Linked DNA regions of Homo sapiens: all the other regions are linked to region 1. A link is a loop called in an ENCODE intact Hi-C map of the cell type or tissue named here. Cell type or tissue: heart right ventricle. All regions are shown on one strand.

Region 1 (5,000 bases):
TGGTTTTTCCTCACAACCCCACATGTGGATTTATTACTTGAACTCAAATGCCAGCCTGTTTCACTAGTAGGGAGAGAAGAAGGCTCTTCTTTATAAACGTTCAGTGTTTTAATGGCATCGGGAAAAGCTAAGACTTCTGTCTTTCAGTCAAAGCAAGTAGAGAAGGCAATGAGACTATGTTGACTATGTAGAGACTGTCATCATAATAAAAACCACCTCTGGAATCGCAGGTTCCATCGTGATCCAAGTCCCAGGTAGACCTGAACACCCTGGCCTCACCAGTTGCTAGGTTGGGTCCCCTCAGCCTGCTTTTCATGCCAAAGCCCAGACTAGGACTTCCACTCATGTGTCTAAGCCTCATTCTTAGATACAAGGACCCAAGAAATGATCAGAGGGAAAATTCCCTTTCAGCTTGTCACTTGAAAAACTACCAAGAGGACTGGCTTTCAAGTTTCAGATTCAAAGAATGTTCTCCTAGCATCATCTAACTCATGTTTTTTGACAGCGCAGGCTTAAGAAGCCTCGCCAGTCATTTCTCTGAGTGCCAGCACCACCATCTCCACTCACTTACTCAAACATTTCCCATGAGAGGTGGAACCTGAAGATTATCTTGGGGATGCTTACAGAGCTCCTTGTCCTGTATCTTAAAGCCCAACATATCCCAAAGTGGAGTCTTAACTAGTATCCAATAACATGCAGTTCCATGATCAAAGATAAGCAGGTCTCCTTACCATAGGCCATCTGAGAGCCTGTACTATGCTAATGTGCTTGTCAGTCTCCAAGATGGTGTTAGTGCTGCAGCTGAAATTTGACGAGAGAGGCAATTTTCTCTCCCCGCTTGTCTGCCTGTCTCTCCCCGCATCCCTCCTTTGTGGAATAGTCAGAAGGGCTATAATTCCATACAACACACACTGAGAAATGCTGGGCTGGTTTCTATCTGAGCATGTCACGCTTGGTGCAAGGTCTCGTCACTAGTAGATGGAAATATACAATAGGACCCACTTTCACGACATGCCTCATACAAACGTGGGCACACTAAGATCCAACTCAGGCCTTGTGAAAATAAGCACCATATACAATGGTGCAATGTGATTGAACCCAAAGCTATCCTCAGAGCCTAGTGTACTGTGTGGAGCTTGCACAGTTCCAGCATTCTATACTGTGTGAATTATAAACTCCTCTGCAACATGAGCAAACTTCAGTGGGCACCGATTATACGGACTCTGACTTTTACAAAGGTACTTAAGGATTCATGTCAGCAATGCAAAAAAAAAAAAAAAAAAAAAAGAAGTCAGACTTGGCCAGGCACAGTGGCTCACGCCTGTAATCCCAGCACTTTGGGAGGCCGAGGCTGGGGGATGACTTGAGGTCAGGAGTTCAAGACCAGCCTGACCAACATGGCGAAATCCCGTCTCTACTAAAAATACAAAAATTGGCCGGGCATGGTGGCAGGTGCCTGTAGTCCCAGCTACTCAGGAGGCTGAGGCAGGAGAATGGCTTGAACCCGGGAGGCGAAAGTTGCAGTGAGCCGAGATCATGCCACTGTACTCCAGCCTAGGGGATAGAGCGAGACTCTGCCTCCAAGAAAAAAAAAAAAAAAAAAAAAAAAAGACTTATATGTGCCTTATGCAGAGAGTTTGGAACTCTGAATGCATTATTCCCATAGAAGCAAAGTTATAAATGGTGATTAAGTTCCCAGACTGACCCACAATGCAGCTAAAATAAGTCATATCTGCAATATTATCAACAACTAAAAACTGAAAAATAATGAGAATAAAAGACATTTTTATTTATCAAAAATACTTATGCTCAGTGACATACCAAGCGGGGGCAGTCTGTGCCCAGGCAAGAAGGGGGCTGCCTGTAGAGAATTCACAAACAATAATGAAACAACAATGAAGCCAAAAAGTTAGTTGGCTTTTTACTTTCGCCACCTGCTGACAATTGAAAACAACATTGGTAATAAAATATTGCTCCTTTGAGGAAAAATGGGTTCAACAAAAAGTGAAGAAGAAGTAGATAAGGGTACTTGGAGCTATTAGGCAGGAGATTTTGGCATACATACCTACAGGGATTTCAGTGTGATTCTTTATTTTGTCCAAATTAATATCTATATCTAGAGTCATGCCTATGGGAGTCCTTTTTTTTTTTTAATCCTCATTAACAATAATCCTGGTCCATAGGGGTATCACAGATAGAACAAGGATCAGGACACAGATTATATGAGTTCAAAGAGCAATTCTTAGGCGAAAAAGCAAAAGGGCTAAAAAAATCCATAAGTAATGTGAGAAGCCGTGGGTCTGGGATGGAACTGCACAAATAGTGAACACTGAGTCAGAGGAATCAAAGGCATCCTCCATCAAGATTCTCCCAAGGAGAAGGAAAAGGTGGGCAGAAAGAGGAGTTTCCTAGGAGAGCCACCAGGTGGAGCCACCACCACAAACCCACTTCATGGCTTGTCCTCTGGGTGGATTTGGGCGGACACCAGCAGGAGTATGGCGGGAGTCTTAAACCCATGACTAACCCATGGGAGACTCATTAGTGTTAATGCCTTGAAATCAGAAGACACAGAGATAGAAAGGAGATTAAACATAACAGAAAAAAAAATCTAAAAACCGATTTTATCAATGACCCACACATAATCGCAACATGATGGCTATACCCTCCTATGTAGTTCTTACCATGCATTTCACCACCCCTCACTCTAGGCTCAATAGGTTCAGAAAATAACATGAAAAAGGGTAACACACACTCCAACATCAATTGCTGGTGCTAACAACGCAGTGTCCCAATAAAACTTGCCAGAAATGCAGTCAGGGATCAGTTAGTTTAAAAGACTTCTTTAAAGGCTCTTGACTCCAGAGCTTTTGAGAATGAAGGCCCACTGGAAAATAAGACTATAGATGCGTATACAGATACATTCACACAGACGTATATATTACTGAATGACTATGTATCATATCTATCCCCATTCACTGCCAGATCGCCAGATTTTCATTTCCCCTGGGAAAGACCAGCTCAGGTGATAGCCAAGAGCTTCTACACAACAGTAATGTCTTCTGTTAACTCTTATTCTATCTGTCCATAAACACCAGCTCCTTAAGTCAAATAAACAGGCAATCTTGAAACTCAAAGAAAAGTCTGACCCCAAATGGCACATTTTCAGATTCCCAGTTAACTGGCAAGAATTCACATTTATTTCTCCAATAGAAAATTTGAAAGAAACAAAGTCTCATCTCTACAAACAAACCCCCAGATCTCACATTTACCTTAAACAACAAACCACTGGCAAACCAAAGAGGTTGACATTTTCTTTACTAAGGACATACTTCTTTCCATCCTTTGTTAACAGTTTCATTTCTGCCAAAGAGCTCACGGCCTATCAAGATCCACGCCACCGCCTTGGCGCCATGAGAAGCATTCCAGGCCCTCACACTAAAAGCTAGAAAAAACGTTTCCCCTTCAGGGGAAGTGGGGAAAGGACGGGCAGTCACTTAGATCTGTTTAGGGCTTGGAATGACCAGTGCTGAAACTATGAGAAGAAAGGTAAACATTAAGCAACATTCTTCTGACAGCTACAGGTAGCAGACCAAACTGGAGAGCCCTTCCATGTGGCAAACACGAGGTCCATATTAATGTGGAAGAACTTCTGCACTAACTTTTAAAGCAACAGTGTGTCACCAGAGGAAGAGCAGCCGTTGATCCCTCTGTTAAGGAAAACTTTTGAATGGAACCCGTCTGAAGGATTAAACACACCAGAAATGAACCCACAGAGCAATGTTCTACAATCAGTCATACCCACATATCAATTCAGAGAGCAACCCTCCCCCATCTTAACTTGAATCTCATGAGACAGACGATCTCACCTCGTAGCATCAGAGCTAGACCTGTTACAAATAACATCTTTTAAACCGTCAGATCTTTCAGCATTAATCTCTGGAAGGGGCAGTAAAATGCAAATGCATAAAAAACCTTAAATAAAGATGGTAAAAGCAGTTTATCTTTGGGAAGGCAGATGCCAAAGTAGCAGAGCGACTTAAAAAGGTAACTATAAAATACATTTTGTATCAGGAGAGCATAATAATATAGCAAAAAATAGTAAATGTGCAAAATACAATAGAGACTTACCAAACACTGAATTCATGATAAACTGGAAATAGAAACAAGGACATATAAAGCCAACCAGAAACCCACGGAGTGGCTTCACATTCAGAATGACAGAAGTAAATACAAGACACATCCCCACCTTGCCATCAAAATGATATAAGAAACGTGCAGCACTTTCTCAACGTTTCCCAAGGGATACAACAGACTGAGTTACTTGCAGGCAGGACTGGCTGGTGTTTTTCCAGTCTTTATCTGCCCCATCACCAAGCACAAGGGCAGATGCATAGTGGGCATGCACTAAACATGTACTATTGAATGTTCATGGGTGTCTACCAAAAAGTGAGGAAGGAACAATGTCCAAAATTCCAGGCAACAGGAGAGGTTCAGAGAGAGGCAGAGATACATCTTCTCTGCATGCACTGTTAACAGTGCAAACGAGAACCCTGAGATGGAACCTGGTCCTCACACGGGCCAGCAGGGTATTGATGACAGCCTGGATACTTAACTGATCACATGAATAAAGTTAGCCAGGAAATCCTTCTAAGGATCAAATAATTTTTTCTTTTTTTTGTTTTTTGTTTTGAGATAGGGTCTCACTCTGGCACCCAGGCTGGAGTGCAGTGGCGCTATCACAGCTCACTGCAGCCCCGACCTTCTGGGCTTAAGTGATTCTCCCACCTCAGCCTCTTGAGTAGCTAAGACTACAGGTGCATGCCACCACACCCAGCTAATTGTTTTATTTTTTTTAGAGATGGGGTCTTGCTATGTTGCCCAGGCTGGTCTTGAGCTCCTGGACTCAAGCAATCCTCTCACCTCAGCCTTCCAGAGTGCTGGGATTACAGGAATGAGTCACTGTGTCCAGCTTGATTTTTTTATTTCATTTTTAATTCAAG
Region 2 (5,000 bases), 150 kb before region 1:
TTCCCAGTATTACCATGCCACCCTCCCCTCCTCCAACATCCTTGACCAAGGACTTCTGTCTGTAATAACGTTACCCAGAGTCAAGGGTCCATGAGTGACCAAAGAAAAGAGCTTTCATTTGTTTATTTATCTGGACGTGAATTTCACTATGCCAAATCCATCCATCAACAGTGAATGAGCACCTTGGGACACTAGGCATGAAGGACAGGCTAAGTGGAAACTGACAGATATATACCAGGCCCTAAAGGAACTTACATCCGACTTCAGGGTGCAGAGAGGGTGGCCATGGTAGAGACATCAGGAAACAGCAGCAATGTGTTAATTGACTAGACTGGTTATTTTTCATCTGATGAGAAATTGTGGTCCCACGAAGTACCACATAACCCTCTCCTACTTCCTTAGCAATAGGATTTGTAAAAGCAATCAAAACAAAACCATGATCACCATATTCCAAAGGAAAAGCAAATTCTGTGGGTATTCTGGACTAGCCGTGTAACAGACAGCTTCAGCTCCTGCTGTTCTGGAAGTGCCAATGAAGAATTGATTTCATACCTTTTTCTTCTGTTCTGTTTGGAAGCATTTCTGGTCTTTCAGGAGGTATCTTTTTAATTTCATGTTTTCTCTCAGTGGTGCCTAGGAGGGAAAGGGTAATAGTGATCACAAAATGTTTTCTGTACTCAATTATTACACCCACCAGCATTTAAATCTTTATCAGGTAGAGCAAAGTCAGTAAGATTTTTTCCCCTGAGTTGGGCGTTAGCATTATCTGGCAAGCACGAGCTGTTTAGAAACAGAGCAGAAGACATTTCTGGCCTATGTCATTAAGTTCACCTGCCTATGTATCCTTAATTTACAAGAATACCACTAATAATATTTTCTGATATTTAAGCCTGATTTCCTTAGGCATCAATATAGTCACAGGAAATCACCGGGTGGGGGTGGAGAATGTGTATAAATAAATGTCAATTATCAAACTTTACAAATAAGGGGCCACTGAATGTTGTGTTCTACCAAAAAAAGGGGGTTTCATAGGAATCTGGATCCCATTTTGTAGCCATTTTAAAACAGGGCCTGGAATTACCTGATACTCCTCCCAGTAAGAGGTGAGGTCTACATCCCCTTGCCAGGAATGTGGGTGGGCCTGTGACTGCTTCAATCAGTGGCAGGAATGATACCACATAACTTCCAAAGCTGAGTCATAAAAGTCCCTGTAGTTTATGCTTTATTTGCTGGAATACTGAACTTCCATGTAAGAAGTCAACTACCCTGGAGAGGCCACATACAGATGCTCCAGCCTATAGCCCCAGCTGAGCCCAGCCTTCCAGGCACCCTTGCCAAGGGGAGCCAGACACGTGAGGGAAACATTCATCTTCAAAGTGGATCCTCCAGCTTCAGCTAGTTCAGTATTCCCAGCTGAGGTCCCAGATATGACGGAGCAGAGACAAGCCAGCCCAGCCATGGTCTGTTCTTGACCCACAGAATCCATGAACATAAGAAGGCTGTTGTTTTATGCCACCAAATTTGGGGTCCTTCAAGTATTACATTTTTTCAAATGTACCACTTAGCACTTAGCCTTTACCCACATGGACTGCAGCTGCTCCCTTACCTGGGGTTTCCTCATTGGTGCCAGTGGCCTCAGGCATGTAAGAGCACTTGAGAAATAGCTAAAGCACAAACCAGTCAAAAGTACTCCTCTTATGTATGGACTGGGCTGAGTTCTTAACAAACTCTTTACATGACCAGTTCCAAAGATGGGTGCTTGGTACTAGAAATCTCAATTACACAACCTCAGAGAACAAAAGAAGTTAAAAAAAATATCCACCAAACACATCCTTTACTTAATTCCTCTTAATGACTCACTACAAATTAATCACCACATCTCATTTCTGTCAATTTCATATCTGATTTTTTTTTGGTAAAATAATCAAACGCAAGGAAAGTTGACGAGGGAGAAAATATGAATATCTATCTCCCCATTACAAAGCAGTTCCCACGATCATTCAGGCAGGATAAATGAGCAGTAATCTATAAACATTAAATGCCATCCTGCTTTGCCCCACAGAGACCCATCATAAACTTTGGTAAAATTGTTTTAAAAGGGTAAGAATTTGCCTACCATGCTACAATCTACTCACCTAACAATAATGAAGTCGGTATCATTCCTAGAGACACAGAAAGAACTGACAATCCTATTATACTGAAGAATCCAATCTTAGCTACATTCTAGACTGCCTGAGCCTTGGACTCCTCAACTAATCTCCACGGTCTCTGATCAATTACCAAGGCCTACAGGGAAAGGGGTCTTCAGAGAAAAGTAAATAAATAGCTTGCTTCAATTTCAGCACAATAAAATATATGGGCAGAACCACTAGGTGGCAAAATGAAACTGCTCAATGCAAACAAGGATGGGGGCGGAGCAAAAGATGTAATTAACATCCCATTTCAGGACTTAATCTCTAATAATTCTCAACTATGCCAAAGGGAATGGGAAAGGAATTTGGGGTCAAGTTTTTCCTCTTAACTTGGTGGGCCAAAAGAACTTAAAAATCACTTCTTAATAAGTTTATAAATAAACCAATCTTGAAATTTATTCATAATTTAACTGTTATAGAAATATAATTGTGAATGTGTAGAACTAAAAATACCCTTTCTCTTCTATTTTAGTTGTTAATTTTTTAAAATGCTACTTAACTAATAACTCATGGAGGAATTTTTCCCTATAATTAATTTTAACTATTATAAAGAGGAGTTCTACCGGGAAATATGAAATATCTTTTTATATATGAGAATCCAGTGTGAAACAAGCTACCAAATGTTCAACATCAATTCTTCCTATATTATTCAACCTGAATATCTGAACTACACAGAAAAAAAGTGAATTAGACTCTTCAAAATTAAACAAGAATCATAAGGAAAAGTATTTATTGCTAGAAAAACATCTTTTTGTTGAGGGGTAAGTGAAGTCAGTACAAATTTTGGTTAACCACATGGGACAGATATCGAAAATTCAGCAACACTATATACGCACAACAATGCTATGACCTGTGGGAAACAATCTTCCCTAAGCTGACCTTCAACTGGGCACATGAGAAACAGGGCAATTCAGTTCTTTTCTCCTCAAAAGCTGTTTACTTAAAAAAACCCAAACTTGTTTTTTTTGTTTGTTTGTTTGTTTGTTTTAATTCTTTCTGATCATTCTCATTGGGAGCCTAGATTTTTACACTATATCAGGGTCACATTTTAATGGTATGTTTATCTTTTAGGAAAAACAGAAGTATCTTTAAAACCTGCCTGCTGAGACCAAATCGTAACTTCCCAAGTAGTCAATCTATGGCACTTGAACCAGGAATCCCGAACTCTACACTGAGGATGATTTGAATATATGCAAAAAGAAAGACGCATATTTTATTTGATGGAACTGAAAGGTACATTACCTGCCCCTTGTTTGATGACAGGAGCGGATGGAGGCGGTGGCTTCTTGGGTCTCTGAAAAATTAATAAAAATTATACCACATGAGATTGTTGGCAAGCCTGTCCTCTCACAGAAGGACCACAGACATTGTTTTCTATGTGCAGTTTGGACAATTTAGAGAACCTCTCCAAAAAAATTGAGCAATTCTCTCTCCAGGGACGTCAGTTTTTGGCACCTCTAAACAAACACTAAAATAAATCCAGTCGGCAAAACAAAACTCCAATCGACAAATGAAACGCCATTTCCCCCTTTCTAAATTTGTAACAGCCTTCTGGAAAAGCACGGCTCAGCAAAAATGGCCTGAAACCAGCAAGCACAATGGTACTCCTACGCTGAAGCTGCATTTGCAATTAAGATTTAATCTGCTGAATAACCATGCATTCGAAAAGAGTCACTGTAAAGATTCAAAATTGAATCTGCTCTGGATGTAGGACTCTCAACAAAATGCAGGCTGAGGGCCCACTGCAGCCACATCAGGTTGCAAGCCTTCTGCCCCTTTCTACACCGAGGCTGGCAGGCCATTTGTTAGACACCCCACAGACTCATTGTACATGTGATAAACTGGAACAGAGAGGGATTTTTTTTGTTGTTGTTTTTTGGTTTGTTTTTTTTTTTTTTGCATATCAGCCGTGATTTGTTTTTCTCACATGCTGTCACTCTGTAGGTGATGGAGGTAGCAGTGCAATCAATGGCATTCATCCCTGAACTGGTTCCAGAGTAGCCAGCATTTTCTTGCCACCTAGGATTGACTGTGGGAGAGAGATGATCAGGCTGGACTTGGAAAATTATTCCATGGCCAAAAAATCCAGCCAGGGCACTGTTCTCAGACAGCTGTGTTAGGGGGAAGCAGTGATCTCTGATTCTGGGTGCATATGTGTGCGCACACGTGTGTGTGTCATTCTTAATGTTTTTCTGTATTGTCTCTATGAGTGCAGAGAAATATACTTTATTAAAATAAAGAAAGCTGCTCTAAGGGCCACCTGCCCTTACACACAGGTCCTCCATGGGATGGATGTGTTTCTGCCTCATGATCTCACATTATTCTTTCCCCTTTTGCCAGCCCCTTCTAGCTCTCTACTAACTCTTTTTCTTCCTCCCTTCTCTGTCGTTGTGTTAATTATCCTGGGGACAGATGTGTGTTTACCTAACAAAAGTATCAGTGAAGTTCTGCCAGTTAACCTTCCTTTACCTCGGAATCAGAGTACAGGCATACCTCAGAGATAACGCAAACTCGGTTTTAGACCACTGCAATAAAGCGAGTCACAGGAATTTTTTTGGTTTCCTGGTGCACATAAAAGTTATGTTTATGCTCTACTGTAGCTTATTCAGTGTGTGATAGCATGTCTAAAAAAGCAATGTACGTACCTTAATTTAAAAATACTTCACTGCTAGAAAAAACTAATGATATCTGAGCCTTCAGCGAGTTGTAAACTTTTTGCTGGGGGAGGGTCTTGCCTCAATGTTGACAGCAGCTGACTGATCAGGGTGGTGGTGGCTGAAGGTTGGGGTGACTGTAGCAATTCCTTAA
Region 3 (5,000 bases), 60 kb after region 1:
ATTTCAATGAAAAGCAAAAGAAAAGTACCGAAGGTTGGCACTCTGATATATTACTTTGATGTTGGTTAAGAGGTGCTCTTAAATCATCATACGCAAAACAAACTGTCCTGATGATTTATACAATGTCTCTCCGTAATCAGTGATAAAAGTTAGCACTGTGTCAGAGATCACTGATACACGATTATTGAGGAGTCTTGCCAGTCAAAGACAAACAACTTGAGCCTATGGATGAGATGAAATATGAGGAATTCAATGGGGGAAAGGGGTGAGAGAACTTGTGACTGGCAAGGGAACACTATCATCGGTAATTAACTCACAGCAAATATAAAGCACATAGTACAGTTAATTAACAAAGCAGGCTCTAGAAAGTGCCCTAAACACACACACACACACACACACACACACACACACGAAAGGCAACTGGGGCTTGACCGACGTGCATGGTGGCTGCCTAAATTCATAAACACATTAAATGAAACAACACAATGGAAAAGTACCATGACGGTGTCCTACATGTACTTCTGAATCAGAATTCAGATGACTGCTCGGCAGTTTTCAATCAAGGTTTATTTTTATTTTTATTTTTTTGACACAGGGTCTCACTCCTATCACCCAGGCTGGAGTGCAGTAGCGTGATCATGGCTCACTGCAGCCTCGACCTCCCAGGCTCAGTCAATCCTCCAGCCTCAGCCTCCTGAGTAGCTGGGACTACAGGCGTGTGTCACCATTCCTGGCTAATTTTTTTTTATTTTTGGTAGAGACAGGGTCTCACCATGTTGCCCAGGCTGGTCTCGAACTCCTGGGCTCAAGCGATCCTCCTGCCTCGGCCTCCCAAAGTGCTGGAATTACAGGCATAAACCATTGTGCCTGGCCGAGGTTTACCTTTTGTTTTCCTTCTCCCTCCCTCTGGCTGAATATAGGTTTTAATAAGTTGGAAACTCAAAGCTGGACGGGAAAGGGGTCTTTTGAATTATCACTCTCCCCAAGGACCTGTAACACAGCCTCCTAACTTGGGTCCTCAGTTCCCATCATCTTTAACTTAAACGTTAGCTATGAGACATAACCATGACTCACTCATACCCTTTCCCCAGGACCTTGTTTTGGGAGGCGGGTCACCTGGCCATGACTAAAAGGGCAACCTGGGGCTACATACTTAAGCAAGGCCAACTGGCCAACCCCAAGATCAAACCTATGACACTGACCATGAGAACTTGGTGGCCACAAAAGATGGCCTGAAACAAGCCAGGACAGCAACACTGGTGGCATCTCACAGAGCCCAGCACACTGCTTGCATTTATGGCATAGAGTGCCATGGAAAAGGAGAAGGATGGCAACCAAGCACCAGGTGCCTTCACATTCATTACTTTAAACAATCCAGTAGTCCTGCGAGGTGGTAGGATGCAGATTTTCAGATGAGAAAAGTAAGACTTGGAGAGATCTTGGTTAGCAGCCCATGGCTGCACAGTTAGCTGAGTGGGGAACTGAACCTCTCCCGACACCTCAGTTGGCATCTGGCAACAGGACAGTGCTCTTGACAGACCCCAAGCTGACTTTCTCTCCTGTCTCCCATCTCATTCTTACCCCCACCCCCTTTATTTCTTCACACTACAGGAAAGCTAAATTCCACACCTGGCTTCCCCCCTAGATTCCCAGATCTGCCAGCTGCATCAGAAATGTTACCTGCTCCCAACCCCTGAGAGGGGTACCTCACTGCAGAAATGGATGCCTGCAGGGGGTTTGGTTGAATGCAGCTATCTGTGTGCCGTGTCCCCTGGAGAAAACTCACCTGGCTGTCGATAGTGATCAGAGAGGGAAAGAGCCACCAAACCAGATGACAGAGCTATTCAAAATCTTTATAAATGCCACTACAAAAGGAACTCAGCCAAAGAATCCACTTCTATCACAGACAAGGGCTTAGTGAAAGAAATACCCTTCGGCTATAAACCAGAAAACTGAGACCTGGGGCCAAGTGGAAAACAGTGTTGGTCACCATCTTGGAAGGACTGGCCTGAGACCAAATTCCCCATCATGCCTCCCTCCTGGCCTACAAAGTAGTCGGGCAACAGGCTACAAAAGATGCAGACATCGCAACAATCAAAACAGATGTATGGCCTACTTACAATCTCAGACAAGTCTGCGGCACTTGGGGCTTTGGCTGCTGAAACCTCCATTCTGTGAAGTATGAAATGGTAATTTCTGGCTGTGTCTGAACTCTGGGCAGGAATAAGTTCCGTGCTCTCCGAGAACTGCAAGTCTCTCTGATTCACTTGGCAGCAAAATTATTCTAAGCATCCTGTCCCGTACCCAACCCGCCTGCCCCTCCCACTACACACTCACACTGGTGGTTTTTTTGTAATTCTTTGCACTTATTTCTGTCGCAAATCAAGTGAAAAGTAATCCAATCTCTGGCACTTGAGAGTGTGGAACCTGTATGACTGAGGAGGAGGAAGAGCCACCTAATTAGGAAGAAGTTATAATTAACATCAGAGAGGAGAGAGCTGGAGAACCGCAGAGTCTGCAGTAACAGCAAAATGGAGATTATTTGAGACAGCTGAAACACTCCACCCAGGCCTCCAGAAGAGGACATGCACGGGAAACAAAGGGCATATGGTGTTTGCTTTCTTCAACATCCGTTCTCACCATTACGAGCTGCACCAGCAAACGTTCATTACTTACATGTGGACAAACCTCGCCCTGAAATGCACTCTAAAATACAGCTCCTAATCAAATAAATGACTTCGCAAAGCAGAGGCTTACCTTGATTTTTTATTACATATAAGTAATAAAGTAAAATTTAATAAAGTCCAAATAACTGGCAGAATGTCTATTTGGCTCAGTGAAGCATGAATTATACTTGAAAGTCCATTTTTGTTAATTTCAGGTTCATACAGTAATTCAAATACTGACATAGTCAGAGCAGGATTTTATTTTTTCCCCAAGGAGAGATTCCAAGGGACTAAGTTAATAACTAGATAGGAATGATTTTCTACTATTTACTTCTAGTCGTATATTTAGATATTTCTATCCTAAAGCAAACAGGTTTTTCGAATGTTACTCAAATCATTTATTTCCCACATATGTTAGTGTTACCACCATCACCAATATTACCCTCACTATAAAACTGTTCAAAGGTAAACTTCAGCGAACTTCTTGACCAAATTATCAGAACCTCCTGAATTAGTGAGATCTGAATTGATACTTTTCAGAGATGTAAAGTTAGGGTCAGCTTCAAAAATACTCACATATTATTACTCTCAAGCCTATTGAGATCAACGATCAAATCCGCTGTCACTCAGCCAGGATGAACTGGGATTGGTCTGCCTTCCCCCAGATAACAAGTTCAAAATCAGAGGATCACCTTGCTTGCATTTAACATAAAAAAGGCCCCCAAGTGAAAGGAAACAAACAATCCAATGCAGTTGGTCAGGAACCCTCAGTGAGCACTGCTGGTTGCCTACCCAGTAGAGCTGGCTCCCTTCCTCCTTCCCCAGCAGAGCCCACTCCTGGTCACAGGTGCCATCCATTCCCCCATGGAGCCCATTTCCAGCTCTAGGAAGGACAGCCTAATTAATTCTAAGCCAATCATTGCTTCAGGGTGGGCAGGGGGAACAAAGCTCACCCAATCAGACTGCAAGAAATAACTCCTCCTACATACGGGCTGTGAGCAAGGAAGCAAAGGGCCCCACTGCAGATGGACACCATTCTACAACCATCTGATGACCACAGGGAAGCCAGCCCTTGGGTGAAGCTACTGCCAGAACAACACGGTGGGGGAAGAGACAGCAAGAACACAGGTTTCTGATGTCACACTGAGCAGCTGATCACACTGCCCCTGGGGTCCACCCTACCTCTAGCCTCCCAATTATGCAAAATAACAAATGTCTGTGTTTAAGGCAGTCCCAGACAGGTTTCTGTTCCATGCAATCTCAAGTGTGCTGGGAGGAACAGGCTAAGCAGTAACTAACCGGGTAGCCAAGAGTAAGAGTTTATAATTTGGGAGACTCCTTAAAGTAAATAATACATTTGCAGAAAACATTCTCCTTAAAGAAAAAGGAGAAATTACAAAGGTGAGTGGTTGCCTAGGGCTGAGCGTGGAAATGGAGAGTGACTGCAAATGGGCACAGGTTTCTTTTGGGGGTGATGGAAATGTTCAAGAATTAGATTGTGAAGATGGTCACACAACTCTGTAAATATATTAAAAAGCACTGACTGGGATACTCATTAGGTCAATATCATGGCATGTAAATTAGACCTCAAAGCTGTTTCTAAAACCTTGCCTGGGCCAGGTGCAGTGTCTCACGCCTGTAATTCTAACACTTTGGGAGGCTGAGGTGGGCGGATCCCTTGAGGTCAGGAGTTTGAAACCAGCCTGGCCAACATGGAGAAACCCTGTCTCTACTAAGAATACAGAAAAATTAGCTGGGCATGATGGCAGGTGCCTGTAATCCCAGCTACTTGGGAGACTGAGACAGAAGGATCACTTGAACCCAGGAGGCAGAGGTTGCAGTGATCCAAGATCACACCACTGCACTCCAGCCTGAGCGACAGAGCAAGGCTCTGTCTCGGGGAGGGGTGGCCAGTGGGGAACATGCCTGGAGGCTCAGTGCGGTGGCTCATGCCTGTAATCCCAGCACTTTGGGAGACCCAGGTGGGCGGATCACTTGAGGCCAGGAGTTCGAGACCAGCCTGGCCAACACAAGGAAACCCGGTCTCTACCAAGAAAACACAAAAATTAGCCAGTTGTGGTGGCGCATGTCTGTAGTCCCAGCTACTCGAGAGGCTGAGGCACAAGAATCACTGGAACCTGGGAGGCGCAGGTTGCAGTGAGCCAAGATTGCACCACTGCACTCCAAAATATTAAAATAAAATAAAAATAAATAAAAACCTTGCCTGGGAGCAGGTGCTCATTCAGGAGAGGTCACAGATTGAAGGAACTTTCCTCCATCCACATGTGACGGTGCGGCATACCCCTGCTTAGAATCCTGCCTCAGTGGTTCCCA

What was found. Peaks named below come from ENCODE experiments on the same cell type or tissue, not always from the same donor. Only the 100,000 strongest peaks of a DNase experiment are listed, where the experiment ranks them.
Region 2: it touches region 1 in a loop (4-fold over the local background); 35 of 110 quality-filtered maps call a loop at or near these places.
Region 3: it touches region 1 in a loop (2.2-fold over the local background); 16 of 110 quality-filtered maps call a loop at or near these places.

What each region holds. Positions count from the first base shown.
Region 1 is chrX:19,737,430-19,742,429 of GRCh38, forward strand. All of the region lies in intron 3 of SH3KBP1 (SH3 domain containing kinase binding protein 1), which reads right to left. Among named protein-coding and RNA genes, the nearest start is that of SH3KBP1, 150 kb to the right of the region's middle. In heart right ventricle, CTCF peaks have their summits at 2,417 (motif pointing right) and 2,621; a DNase peak (open chromatin) is centred at 2,432.
Region 2 is chrX:19,591,515-19,596,514 of GRCh38, forward strand. It overlaps SH3KBP1 (SH3 domain containing kinase binding protein 1), which reads right to left. Exons shown (of 18, transcript NM_031892.3): 10 at 3,435-3,486; 11 at 553-633. Among named protein-coding and RNA genes, the nearest start is that of MAP3K15, 79 kb to the left of the region's middle. In heart right ventricle, a CTCF peak has its summit at 2,370 (motif pointing right); no DNase peak of the experiment used is centred here; H3K27ac peaks cover 1,838 bases.
Region 3 is chrX:19,797,514-19,802,513 of GRCh38, forward strand. All of the region lies in intron 2 of SH3KBP1 (SH3 domain containing kinase binding protein 1), which reads right to left. Among named protein-coding and RNA genes, the nearest start is that of SH3KBP1, 88 kb to the right of the region's middle. In heart right ventricle, no CTCF peak of the experiment used is centred here; a DNase peak (open chromatin) is centred at 2,272; H3K27ac peaks cover 2,039 bases.